Regions from separate parts of the Homo sapiens genome. Here region 1 is linked to region 2. The links are chromatin contacts, found by Hi-C or POLR2A ChIA-PET in ENCODE. All regions are on one chromosome and are shown on one strand. The core of a region is the stretch at or near the end of the contact, and the rest is flanking DNA. Distances in the headings are between cores, read along the strand shown. Region 1 holds the start of CLIP1-AS1 (CLIP1 antisense RNA 1). Region 2 has its middle 31 kb from the start of CLIP1.

Evidence for each region. Hi-C counts contacts between places; a loop is a spot of excess contacts on that map. ChIA-PET counts read pairs that join two places held with the same protein, here RNA polymerase II (POLR2A). Pooled maps may share reads with other maps.
Region 1: a map of CD4-positive, alpha-beta T cell shows a loop between it and region 2 (5-fold over the local background). The contact joins the promoter of CLIP1-AS1 here to the enhancer-like site in region 2. A Hi-C loop is called at or near these places in 13 of 168 maps with a recorded cell type or tissue (CD4-positive, alpha-beta T cell, Caco-2, IMR-90 and 10 more), 8 of 37 single-sample maps with no recorded cell type and 16 of 50 pooled maps. POLR2A ChIA-PET finds 5 or more read pairs at or near these places in 34 of 52 experiments (A549, A673, AG04449 and 27 more).

Annotation. Positions count from the first base shown.
Region 1 is chr12:122,392,892-122,399,900 of GRCh38, reverse strand. CLIP1-AS1 (CLIP1 antisense RNA 1) reads right to left here and starts at 4,359. Exons shown (of 3, transcript NR_045382.1): 1 at 4,236-4,359; 2 at 3,196-3,318; 3 at 1-605. All of the region lies in intron 1 of CLIP1 (CAP-Gly domain containing linker protein 1), which reads left to right.
Region 2 is chr12:122,449,660-122,456,731 of GRCh38, reverse strand. No RefSeq gene overlaps it. Among named protein-coding and RNA genes, the nearest start is that of CLIP1, 31 kb to the right of the region's middle. Within about 2 kb of position 2,676, at least 7 of the 41 ENCODE cell types and tissues checked have a DNase peak (open chromatin) inside an H3K27ac peak, as active enhancers do; they include CD4-positive, alpha-beta T cell and thyroid gland, where a contact is called at or near this core.

The sequences.
Region 1 (7,009 bases), core at 3,110-5,609, 59 kb after region 2:
GATAGATTTCCGTTGCTCTCAGAACGTCTCTCCCCTGACCTTCTGTTATTAAGTTCATGGACATACAGCATTTTAGAATTAGGTGGGGGCTCCGAAGTCTGCGAGTGCAGCTGTGCACAGGTAAGTCACTTCACCCGCCTGGTGCTGAATTTCCTTTGGGTCTTGAAGCAGGGCCGCGTTGAAACCTGGGTTTCTGGACGTTGTAGCTACCACGCAGCCTGTTTCTGGAAGCTTGGTGTTAAACTCCCTCTCCTGGCAGGTTAAATTCATTGCAAATTCTTCAACTCTCCTTTGCCTCCCAACAGAATTTTTAGATTTAGTAAATAAAGTGGCATTTTCATTTTGTGGATGGGGCAAAATGGACTGGAAAGGGTCTGATGTGTAGAGATGTGATTTTCTTGGGGCAACGTGATGCCGCTCTATGTGTGCCAGGAGGTGCTGAGCCTGTTTGAAGCTCTTATCAGATCTGGGTTCTTTCTTCACTGATGGCAGAGGTCTGTACTTTTCACTTTGGCAAAGTTAGAGCCACAGTCTTTCCTTTCACTTCTGAATCCTTGACCTTTTGCTTACAGGATTTGGATTTGATACCCAAAACAGGACTAGAACTGTGAAGGTATGGAGTTAGAAACAGATCTTATTTAATTAGTGTCCTCAGGTTGAAGTTGGGAATACTGAGCCGGGGAAGGGGTTATGTGAGTTGTTCAGGGTCATCCAACTGGGGTGGAATTTAGGTGTCTCACTTCCTAGTCCAGCTCTCTGTTCATACTTTTTTATTTATTTGAACCATGACATTTAAAAAATAGGAGTAAACATAACCTTAAGAAATCAGATGAGAATATGAAGAATATTACTGCTTTTTGTATGAACATAATTTTCACCATTCTTGTTTTTGGGAACTGCTTGTTTTGTGGAACCTCTTGTTTCTGTAAATTGCTTAAGGTTTTTTTTTTTTTTTTTTGGATATCTGGTCAGGAGGAAGGGGGATTAGATTTTATTAAAATATATATTTTCTATAATAAGTGTCTTTTTTTCTTAAACTTTTTAAAAAAAGATTTTAGAGATAAAGTCTTGCTAATATTGCCTAGGCTGGACTCAATCTCCTGGGCTCAAGCGATCCTCCCACCTCAGTCTCCGAAGTAGCTGGGATTCCAGGCAGGCGCCACCATGCCCGGCTAATTAAAAAAAATTTTTTTTTTTTAGAGATGGGGTTTCACTATGTTGCCCAGGCAGCTCTCAGACTCCTGGACTTAAGTGATCCACCTGCCTTGGCCTCCCAAAATGCTGGGATTATAGGTGTGAGCCACCATGCCTGGGCAAACTTGTGTGTTTTAAAAACATATTTTGTTCTTACGAGTAAAATGTCTCTGCTTTTATAAAAATATAGTACTTTAATTATTCACATTATAATGCTTTTTGTGATATAAAGCATTTCAATCTTAGAGGCTCGTCCTTAAAATTAATTTTTTTTTTTTTTTTAAGGTGGAGTCTCATTCTGTCGCCCAGGCTGGAGTGCAGTGGCGTGATCTCGGCTCACTGCAACCTCCACCTCCAGGGTTCAAGCTATTCTCCTCAGCCTCCCAAGTAGCTGGTATTACAGGCGCCTGCCACCACGACCAGCTAATTTTTTTTTTTTTTTTTTGTATTTTCAGTAGAGACAGGGTTTCACCATGTTGGCCAGGCTGGTCTCAAATTCCTGACCTCTGGTGATCCGGCTGCCTTGGCCTTCCGAAGTGCTGCGATTACAGGCATGAGCCACCAAGCCCAGTCCCTTAAAATTAATTTATTTGAGGAATTTACTTGGCCAAGATGATTCAAAGCTCTAAGCAAAGTTTTTATCTGTTTGCCACTGTATTACATAAAATAAGCTTGCCACTATACCATATAAGCCCACTTATTTCAGTGGCTGAAACTGATAAGTTAATTTTCTTTTTTTTTTGTTTTTTTTTGAGACGGCGTCTCACTCTGTTGCCCAGGCTGGAGTGCAGTGGCACAATCTTGGCTCACTGCAACCTCTGCCTCCTGGCTTCAAGCGATTATCCTGCCTCAGCCTACTGAGTAGCTGGGATTACAGGCATGCGCCTCCACTCTCGACTAATTTTTATATTTTTTTTTTAGTAAAGATGGGGTTTCACCATGTTGGCCAGGCTGGTCTCGAACTCCTGACCTTGTGATCGGACTGCCTCCCAAAGTGCTGGGATTATAGGTGTGAGCCACCATGCGTGGCCGATAAGTTGATTTTCAGTTTTGGAAAAGTTTAGGATACATATTTACTGATGGGAAAATGGGGAGAGGTGATTCAGGTGTCTAGACTTCTTTCTTCCTTTTTTTTTTTTTTTTTTTTTTTTTTGGAGATGGAGTCTGGCTCTGTCGCCCAGACTGGAGGGCAGTGGTGTGATCTTGGCTCACTGCAACCTCTGAGATTACAGGCGTGCACCACTATGCCCGGCTAATTTTTGTATTTTTTTGTAGAGAGAGGTTTTTGCCATGTTGCCCAGGCTGGTCTCAAACTCCTGACCTCAGATGATCCACCCACTTTGGTCTCCCAAAGTGCTGGGATTACAGGCATGAGCCACACGCCTGAACTCTTCCATCTTTTGATTCTGTTGTCTTCAGTACATGCTTTCGAGGTTGCTGGGCTTGTCTCCATCAAGCCATCAGAAGGGCAAAGAGCATGGGGGATTGTACACAGTAGGTTCCTCTGGGCTAGGCCTAGAGTGGCACATGCCTCACACACTTATTCCACTGGCTAGAACTCAGTCACGTGATCATACTGAACTGTAGCGGGAGCTGGGAAATATGGTGTGAATCCAGGAAGAAAAAGAGGCCAGGCACGGTGGCTTACGCCTGTAATCCCAGCACTTTGGGAGGCCAAGGTTGGTGGATCGCTTGCACCCAGGAGTTCAAGACCAGCCTAGGCAACATGGTAAAACCCCATCTCTACAAAAAAAAAAAAAAAAAAAAAAAAAATTTGCCGGGTGTGGTGGTGTCTGCCTGTAGTCCCAGCTACTTGGGAGGCTGAGGTGGAAGGATGGCTGGAGTCTGGGAGGTCAAGGCTGCCATGAGCCATGAGTGCATCACTGCAGTTCAACCTGGGCAACAGGGCAAGACTCTGCCTCAAAAAAAAAAAAATAAACAACAACAAAAAAGTCTTGGTGAACAGCTAGCCACCCTCTCCCCCTCTCCATATGTATTCACTTCCATCCTGGCTTGGCTGTACTGCACTCTTGTTTCTGTGGAGAAAGCAGCTCAGTAGAGTCTGTTTCTTCACTCTTTCGGTTGAAGCCGTTTTACTGTGGCTCAAAAGAATTTTTTTTCTGCCTGTGAAATTAATTATACCTGTTCATTAAATAAAATTTCTATAGACCCAAGAAAACACAGATAAAAATTACCAGTGATTCCATTGAGATAATTGTTCTGAGTCCCTGTTACAGTTCCCTTCAATTTCAGAATTTTTAAGCACTTAGAAATAATAAAATGTCACTAATTCTTACTCTGTGCTGGCTTGCAAACTTCAAAACTCTTAAGAGGGAGGAAACAACAGCCTGGCCATTTTGCCTTTTCCTCACAAAGATACACAGGGCTATTCCGGAGCTGTCCCGAGGCTTTATTCTTCTGGCATTTTCAAAATGACTTAGACATCTTAATCTCCACTTCTCCTTAGTAAACAGGGTAAATATTGGGGCTGGTGAACTCAATAGTTTATTAGGATGGCAAGGGTAACATTTTAAGTTTATGATTTATTTTCTACTCAGTTATCAGGATTCTTTTTTCTTTCCTTTTTCTTTTTTTTTTTTTGAGATGGAGTCTTGCTCTATCGCCAGGCAGGAGTGCAGTGGCACGATCTCGGCTCACTGCAACCTCCACCTCCCAGGTTCAAGAGATTCTCCTGCCTCAGTCTCCCAAGTAGCTGGGACTACACGCACGCACCACCATGCCCAGCTAATTTTTGTATTAGTAGAGACGGGGTTTCACCATGTTGGCCAGGGTTGTCTCTATCTCTTGACCTCATGATCAGCCTGCCTTGGCCTCCCAAAGTACTGCGATTACAGGCGTGAGCCACCACGCCTGGCGGGGATGCTTAAATGTAGCCCAATCCTCCAGTAAAGAATACTAAGAAAAAGTGTTTGGAACCGAACCAAAATAAAAACTTGCGTACCAGAAGTTTGCAGGTAATACAGATATGCGTACATGACTGGTGTTCAGCTATTTAGGTGGACTTGCTTGTCTCTGCTTACCTGTGTTGCTGATGCTGGTCAGCAGTGGAGAAAACTGAGATTAGATGCTGCTAATCTCAGATGGGAGGATAATTTCTTAGGAGGAAGGACATTTCTTGAGTCATCAGCTCCAGATTCCTTTAAAGTGGTGAGGCTTCAGCCCAGAGGGCGACTAACATGAGAATTCCTGTTTGTGAGGTCATTGTCATGACCTCATAGCCAGGCTGTTCAAAATGTTTGCCCAGCTTCTGGCAGGATATGAGCTGATGCCTGCCCCGATTCTACAGACACCATGAGGTACTATTTTCATATTCTAGATTTGTGTTGATTTTCTTCAACTTCTTATAGATAAAAAGTAAAGACATTGACACCAGGCCCTCTTTATTTTGCTGAAAGAGATCGTATAATGATGAGAAAATTATTGTGAGTATCCTCTGGCAGGACTTTTAAAGGCAGAAAACTCCACAGTTGAATAGAAAGTGTTTTTACTGTGTGTACGTGATTAGTCAGTAGCTCTATTTGCTACGGAATTTACTATCCATTTTTTCTGCAAATAAACATAAAGTTTTTTCTTCTGTGAAAAAGTAACAGTTTGAAATGATTAGACTAGGTTATCAGTGGCAGAAATTCTTTATGACCCAGAGGTCTCAATTCAGATGCATCACAATCGAGAAGTTGTCACCATCTGTTTTTGATTATTTTGCCTTGTGCTGTTTATACCTGTTTCAGTTGGAGTTGGAAGAAAAGGTGTTGGTTCGTACAGATATTCAGAAAGCTAGTCTCTGAGGGTTAATATTAACTTTTTAAAGGATTGTCCTTCTTTTTTTTTATTTTTGAGCCGGAGTCTCATGCTGTCGCCAGACTGGAGTGCAGTGATGCAATCTCGGCTCACTGCAACCTCCGCCTCCTGGGAGCTGGGATTACAGGCGCGCACCACCACACCCAGCTAATTTTTGTATTTTTAGTAGAGATGCGGTTCCACCATGTTGGCCAGGATGGTCTCGATCTCCTGATCTCGTGATCCGTCCACCTCGGCCTCCCAAAATGCTGGGATTACAGGCATGAGCCACTGTGCCTGGCCTAAAGGATTGTCCCTTTAAGTAAATAAAAACTTAGAAAACCCTGTGTTTCTGTATTCTGGGTGCAAACACTTGATAAATTGTCCCTTTCCATCTTTTTTTTTTTTTTTTTTTTTTTTGAGACAGCGTCTCACTGTGTTGCCCAGGCTGGAGTGCAGTGGCGAAATCTTGGCTCACTGCAACCTCCGCTTCCCGGCTTCAAACGATTCTCGTGCCTGAGCCTCCAGAGTAACTGGGATTATAGGCACGTGCCACCACGCCCAGCTGATTTTTTTGTATTTTTAGTAGAGACGGGGTTTCACCATGTTGGCCAGGCTGGTCTCAAACTCACCTCAAGTGATCCGCCCGCCTCAGTCTCCCAAAGTACTGGGATTACAGGCGTGAGCCACCACGCCCGGCCCCTTTTCATCTTTTATTTAAGTAATGCAGTACGTAAACAATGGAACTTTTTTCTAAGTTTGACTGTGAGTTTAAGTGGAGAGATGATGCACCACCTCCCAAATAATAATTTTCTTATTGCTTTGCACCCATAAAGCATGTCAGTGTCAGAGAGACATCACATCCTGTTTTTTGAAGTAGACTGTGCTTTTAAAAGCATTGCCCTGTGTGTTCTCTGTTTTTCCCCCTCCGAAACAGTCACATGTCCCTATTTTCTTAAATACATAAAACCTAGAATCTTTTTTTTTTTTTTTTTTGGAGACAGAATCTCACTCTGTCACCCAGGCTGGAGTGCAGTGGTCTGATCTCAGCTAACCACAACTTCTGCCTCCCAGGTTCAAGTGATTCTCCTGGCTTAGCCTGCTGAATAGCTGGGACTACTGGTGCGCACCACCACACCCGGCTAATTTTTGTAGTTTAGTAGAGATGGGGGTTTCACCTTGTTGTCCAGGCTGGTCTCGAACTACTGACCTCAGGTGATCTGTCTGCCTCAGCTTCCCAAAGTGCTGGGATTACAGGTGGGAGCCACCGTGCCCAGCCAAGATCTAGACTCTTAAAACACTTTCTTAGAGACTAAGAGCCCTTTATGGGTCCACTAGGTGTATGCCCTTTCAAATGTCTCTCTTTAACTGGGTTGTCTTTAAGATAGCTTTGTAGAAATGAGCCATCCTGTACACATAAGTTGTAAGAACTTGAAATTGCCAGTCTGGCTGGGCATGGTGGCACATGCCTGTAATCCCAGCACTCTGGGAGGCCGAGGCGGGCAGATCACTTGAGGTCAGGAAATCGAGACCCTCCTGGCCAATATGGTGAAACCTCGTCTCTACTAAAAATACAAAAAATTAGCTGGGCATGGTGGCACACGCCTGTAATCCCAACTACTTGGGAGGTTGAGGCAGGAGAATCCCTTGAACCCAGGAGGCAGAGGTTGCAGTAAGGCGAGATGCCACTGTACTCCAGCCTAGGTGACAGAGTGAGACTCCATCTAAAAAAAAAAAAAAAACAAGATTGCCAATCTGCAGTGAATTTTAGCCACAGGGACAATATATAACTTCTTTAGATCAAGTTTCATTATTAAAAACATTTCTGGCTGGGTGTGGTGGTTCACACCTGTAATCCCAGCACTTTGGGAGGCCGAGGTGGGTGGATCACTTGAGGTCAGGAGTTCAAGACCAGCCTGGCCAACATAGCGAAACCCTGTCTCTACTAAAAATACAAAAATTAGCCGGGGGTGGTGGTGTGTGCCTGTAGTCCCAGTTACTCGGGAGGCTGAGGCAG
Region 2 (7,072 bases), core at 1,427-3,926:
CAGCCTTGACGTCCTGGGCTCAGGTGATCTTCCCACCTCAGTCTCCTGAGGAGCTGGGACCACAGGCGCACACCACCACACCTGGCTTTTTTTTTATTTTTATTTTTGTGGAGACAGGGTGTCACTATATTACCACTGATCTTGAACTCCTGGGCTCAAGCAATCTTCCCAAAGGATCCTCCCTCAGCCTCCCAAAGTGCTGGAATTACAGGCGTGAGCCACTGCTCTCAGCCTAGCAAATGGTTTTCTCTATAACACTCAACACTTCCAGCACCAGATGTGTGGGGTTTTTCCCACACCAACCCCCTCTTCAACTCTCCAGGCATCAACTGGGGGTTCCACAATTCAACTATGACACAAATGACGTGAGCTTAGAGCAGACCCCACAGGCTTAGTATCACAAGACTTCCCCCCATTTCGGTTGCCAATCTCAAGTAGTGGGTCCCTAGTTTACTCAGACTTCTGTCTGACTTGACTACAAATCGAGGCTCCCATGACCCCTTTTCTAGGTCCAATAATTTGCTATGATGGCTTACAAAACTCAAGGAAACATTTTCAGTTACTAGTTTATTATAGAGAATGTGATAGAGGATATACCTGGCCAGCCAGATGAACAGGTACATAGGGCAAGGTGCAGAAGCGTCTGAATACAGGAGCTTCTGTCCCCGGGGAGCAGGGGTGCGCCACACCCCCAGCATGTGGGCGTTTACTAGCCTGCAAGTTCAGAGATTTTTATGGAGATTTTCTTTCTTTCTTTCTTTCTTTCTTGAGACGGAGTCTCGCTCTTTCGCCCAGGCTGGAGTGCAGTGGCACGATCTCGGCTCACTGCAAGCTCTGTCTCCCAGGTTCACACCATTCTCCTGCCTCAGCCTCCCAAGAAGCTGGGACTACAGGCGCCCGCCACCACGCCTGGCTAATTTTTTGTATTTTTTTTTAAGTAGAGACGGGGTTTATCCATGTTAGCCAGGATGGTCTCGATCTCCTGACCTCGTGATCCGCCCGCCTCGGCCTCCCAAAGTTCTGGGATTACAGGCGTGAGCCACTGCGCCCGGCCTTTCCTTCTTTCTTTTTCTTTTCTTTTTTCTTTCTTTTTTTTTTTTTTTTTGAGACGGAGTCTCGCTGTGTCACCCAGGCTGGAGTGCAGTCTCGGCTCACTGCGAGCTCCGCCTTCTGGGTTCACGCCATTCTCCTGCCTCAGCCTCCTGGGAGTAGCTGGGACTACAGGCGCCCACCACCACACCAGGCTAATTTCTTTGTATTTTTAGTAGAGATGGGGTTTCACCATGTTAGCCAGGATGGTCTTGATCTCCTGACCCGGTGATCCGCCTGCCTTGGCCTCCCAAAGTGCTGGGATTACAGGCGTGAGCCACTGCGCCCAGCCTTTTTTTTTTTTTTTTTTTTTTTTTTTTTGAGACAGCATCTTGCTCTGTCACTACTCAGGCTGGAGTGCAGAGGCATGATCACGACTCACTGCAGCCTCAACTTCCAGAGGCTTAAGTGATCCTCCTGCCTCAGCCTCCCAAAGTGCTAGGTTTACAGACTGAGTCCCCACACTCTGCCTTTATGGAGACTTCTTCATGCAGGCGTGATCCATTATTAACTTAATCTCCAGCCCTTTCCCCTCACCCAGAAGACGGAGGGTGAGGCTGAAAGTTTCAGGATGCTAATCATGGTTTGGTCATTCTGGTGACCAGCCCCCATCCTGAAGCTATCCAAGAGCCCACCAAGTTTGGCTTCATTAGAACAATAGGTCTTCCTGTCACCCAGAAAATTCCAAAGGATTAGGCGCTCGTATTAGGAGACAGGGTCAAAGACCAAATGGTAGAACGAAAGATGCTCCTAACATTTTTTGCTTTAGAAACTGCAAAGGTTTTAGGAGCTCTGGCCAGAAGCCAGGGGCAACAAAGATCAAAATGTATATTTCTATTTTTTTTTTTTTTTGACACAGAGTCTCGCTCTGTCACCCAGGCTGGAGGGCAGTGGTGCGATCTTGGCTCACTGCAGCCTCCGCCTCGCGGGTTCAAGTGATTCTCCTTCTCAGCTTCCCGAGTAGCTGGAATTACAGGCATGTGCCACCATGCCCAGCTAACTTTTGTATTTTTAGTAGAGACGGCGTTTCACTGTGTTGGCCAGGCTGCTCTCAAACTCCTGGCCGAAAGTGATCTGCCCACTTTGGCCTTCTAAAGTGCTGGGATTACAGGCGTGAGCCACCATGCCCGGCCTATTTCTTATTATGTCACAATATCACATCCTATCAGCAGGAGGGAGAAAAGAAAGATAAATGTTTGCCCTCTCCCTTTAAGAAAACTGCCTGGACTGGACACTGTAGCTCACCCCTGTAATCGTAACTACTCGAAGGCTGAGGCCGGAGGATCGCTTGAGCCCAGGAGTTCAAGTTTGCAGTGAACTGTAATCATGCCACTATACTCTAGCCTGGGCAACAGAGCAAGCCTCCATCTCTTACACACACACACACACACACACACACACACACACACACTTCCAAGAGGTTGCATGGGCTACTTCAGCTTGGCCAGAACTTATTTTCATGGCCATCCCTAATAACACAGGAAGTTAGGAAATGTCTTCATTCTGGATGTCACATGGCAGGAAGAATCAGATACAGGAAGAGGGTAGAATGGCTTTGAGGGGGGCGGGACTTCTGGTAGTCTCTGCTTCAGTCTTTGAAAATGGAAGCACAGTAGTGAATGTTATAGTTGACTGTGCAATACTCACTTTACCCTGATCATGGTATATTCAGGGTGGACAGACCTGGGCCCATCTGGGCCCACCTGGGCCAAGGAGATGCATGCCAGAGGGTGCGTGTGTGCGTGCACGTGTGTGTGTGCATGCACACGCACACTTAGAAAACCATAGGAAAGGCCAGGAGCAGTGGCTCACACCTGTAATCCCAGCACTTTGGGAGGCCGAGGCAGGCGGATCACCTGAGTTCAGGAGTTCGAGACCAGCCCGGCCTAAAGGGCGAAACCCCGTCTCTACTAAACATACAAAATTAGCCAGGTGTGGTGGCGCAGGCCTGTAGTCCCAGCTACTAGGGAGGCTGAAGTAGGAGAATCGCCTGAACCTGGGAGGCAGAGGTGGCAGTGAGCCAAGATTGCACCACTGCACTCCAGCCTGGGGAGACAGAGTGAGACTCTGTCTCAAAAAAAAAAAAAAAAAAAAAAAGCAAAAGCAAAAGCAAAAGCAAAGCAAACCACAAGAAAGCATGAATAGGAAATTGTCAGGCCTCTGAGCCCAAACTAAGCCATCATATCTCCTGTGCTGCACGAATACATCCAGATGGCCTGAAGCAACTGAAGATCCACAAAAGAAGTGAAAATAGCCTTAACTGATGACATTCCACCACTGTGATTTGTTTCTGCCCCACCCTAACTGATCAATGTACTTTATAATCTCCCCCACCCTTAAGAAGGTTCTTTGTAATTCTCCCCACCCTTGAGAATGTACTTTGTGAGATCCACCCCCTGCCTGCAAAACATTGCTCCTAACTCCACCGCCTATCCCAAAACCTAAAGGAACTAGTGGTAATCACGCCACCCTTTGCTGACTCTCTTTTCGGACTCAGCCCGCCTGCACCCAGGTGAAATAAACAGCCTTGCTGCACACACAAACCCTGTTTGGTGGTCTCCTCACACAACGCATGAGACAGAAATGTATCATATATCATATCCATTGCTCTGGCAACCATCTTACCTTAGGATGGTTGAATGAAGGATGAAGCCACCTCCGCAAATGGCAGAGAAAGAGAAGAAAAGATTTTGGGTGCTTGAGAAATTTAGCGGCTTGAGCCACTACATCAACCAGCCCTGAAGCTGAACCGTGTTGCAAACGTCCTGTTTTGTGAGCTAATGAGTCTCCTTATTGTCTCCGCTAGTCTGAGTTAGACCAGCTGCTGAAATCGTGATAACTGATGTAAACTCTAATAAAATGTAAGGTAATTTTTGACCAGCAGAGCATAAACCTCAACATCTGACTGGTCCCAGCAGATTTAGGCACCCTTATCTCCTTTTAGCTTTAGGAATTTCATTTGGGATTCAAATGGCTTTATCTGACAGGAACATATGCATAGCTGTTTCCAGGTAGGCTCTGATGGCCTGTATTTGATGGAGTAAGATTGGTTTTACATTTAAGAAAGGTTAAAGTAGAGGGGAACAGGCATTCTCATACATTATTGGTGGGGATATAAATTGGCTCACTCTTTTTTGGGAGGGTAATTTTTTTAAAAATGTAAATGTACATATTTTAGATTCAGTGGTTCTAATCTAAGCATTAATCCTACAACTATGTTTGTAAAAGCACACTGTATGCGCTTCAGATTCAAGCTTCTTGGTAAGACAAAAAACATTTTTAAGAAGAAAAGAAATACGAGTATACTATATATGCACCCAAGGCTGTTTATTGTGGCAATGTGTGTAGTAGCAAGTACTGAAAATAACCTAAATGTCTATTGGTAGGAATCTGTTGAAATCATAGCACACTATGATCTTACAACGCAATGGTTTAAAAAAATGAGGAGGCTGGGTACAGTGGCTCGCGCCTGTAATCCCAGCACTTTGGGAATCTGAGGCAGCAGGATCGCTTGAGCCTAGGAGTTCAAGACCAGCCTGAACGACATGGCAAGAACTCATCTCTAGGGAAAAAAAAAATTAAATAATTTAAAATATGGGGCCAGGCGTGGTGGCTCATGTCTATAATCTCAGCACTTTGGGAGGCCGAGGCAGGTGGATCACCTGAGGTTGGGAGTTCGAGACCAGCCTGGCCAACATAGAGAAACCCCGTCTCTACTAAAAATACAAAATTATCCTGTAATCCCGCATACCTGTAATCCCAGCTACTCGGGAGGATGAGGCAGGAGAATTGCTTGAACCTGGGAGGTGGAGGTTGCAGTGAGTAGAGGTTGCACCACTGCACTCCAGCCTGGGCAACAAGAGCAAAACTCTGTCTCAAAAAAAATTTTTTTAATATAAGGTAATCTACATCTTCTGATATGGAAAGAGGTCTATCTAGAGGTCTATCTATATATTCCCCTAATATATGTATTAACTAAAGAGTGTGGGTGTGTGTGTATATATAAAAGATAAGTTGTAATAGATAATATATAACATGTATTATTTAATATATTAACTTTTCTTTGTAATACATGTTAACTAAACTATATTACACATATATGTATGTTACATTTTATATTGTTACTGGAATACATATATTTATATATATATACTTTGTTAATTTTTTTTTGAGACAGAGTCTTGCTCTGTTGCCCAGGCTGGAGTGCAGTGGTGCGATCTCTGCTCACTGCAACCTCCGCCTCCTGGGTCCAAGCAATTCTCTGCCTCAGCCTCCCAAGTAGCTGGGACTACAGGCAGGTGCTACCACACCCGGCTAATTTTTGTATTTTTTATAGAGACGGGGTTTCGCCATGTGGGCCAGGCTGGTCTTGAAGTCCTGGCCTCAAGTGATCCACCCGCCTCGGCTTCCCAAAGTGCTGGGATTCCAGGCGTGAGCCACCATGCCTGGCTGAATGTATATATATGGTTAGGTGCAATACCCACATATATGAGTTTAAATAATTTTGATTTGCTGTCTCACATCATAAATTACACAAAAAATCTATCCCAGGAGAATAAAAGCAAAAACCTTAAAAATTTTATAGGAAAATATAGGCTAATACTTTGTGACCTAAGAGTTTTAAAAACATCTATTAATTGAAAAGCACCATTTAAAAAAATTTAAAAAACACAACAAAACAAAACAAAAAAAAAACAGGGCACGTATGGGAAAAAATATTTGGAACATATAGAATCATAATATATTAAAAACCACTACAATCAGTTTAAAAATAGACAATGCAACAGAATAATGGGCCAAAGATATGAAGTCGGCTGGACACGGTGGCCTATACCTGTAATCCTAGCACCTTGGGAGGCCGAGGTGGGCAGATTGCCTGAGCTTAGAAGTTTGAGACCAGCTCGGGCAACATGGTGAAACCCCGTTTCTACTAAAATACAAAAAATTAGTGAGGCGTGGTGGTGGGCATCTGTAGTCCCAGCTACTTGGGAGGCTGAGACAAAAGAATCACTTGAACCAGTGAGCTGAGATTGTGCCACTGCACTCCAGCCTCGGCAATAGAGTGAGACTCGATCTCAAAAAAAAAAAAAAAAAAAAGAGATTCTCAAGTTCCTCAGTAATCAGCAAAAAGCAAATTAAAACCATGAGAGAGGCCGGGCGCGGTGGCTCAAGCCTGTAATCCCAGCACTTTGGGAGGCCGAGGCGGGCGGATCACGAGGTCAAGAGATCGAGACCATCCCGGCTAACACGGTGAAACCCCGTCTCTACTAAAAATACAAAAAATTAGCCGGGCGTGGTAGCGGGCGCCTGTAGTCCCAGCTACTAGGGAGGCTGAGGCAGGATAATGGGGTGAACCCGGGAGGCGGAGCTTGCAATGAGCCGAGATTGCGCCACTGCACTCCAGCCTAGGTGACAGAGCAAGACTCCGTCTCAAAACAAAAAATACAAAAAAAAAAAAAATTAGCCGGGCATGATGGCGGGGGCCTGTAATCCCAGCTACTCGGGAGGATGAGGCAGGAGAATCGCTTGAACCTTCTCAGAGGATGTTGCAGTGAGCTAAGATGGTACCATTGCATTCCAGCCTGGGTGATAGACTGAGACGCCATCTCAATTCTTTCAAATCTTTTAGATGGACAAATATTTAATTTTAAAAACAGAGATGAGGAACTTGCTGTGTTATTCAAGCTGGTCTTGAACTCCCAGCCTCAAGTGATCCTCTCAGCTTGGCCTCCCCAAGTACTAGGATTACAGATGTGAGCCTCACACCCTGCCTGGACAAATATTTAAATATCTAATAATACCAAGTGTTAATGAGCATGGGTTTGTTTTTGTTGTTGTTGTTGTTTTTTTTTTTTTGAAGACAGGGATTCTCACTGTGTTGCCCAGGTTTGACTCAAACTCCTAGGCTCAAGGTATCAACTCGCTTCAGCCTCCCAAGTAGCTGGAACTACAGGTGCGTGCCATCATGCTAGGCTTTGCAATG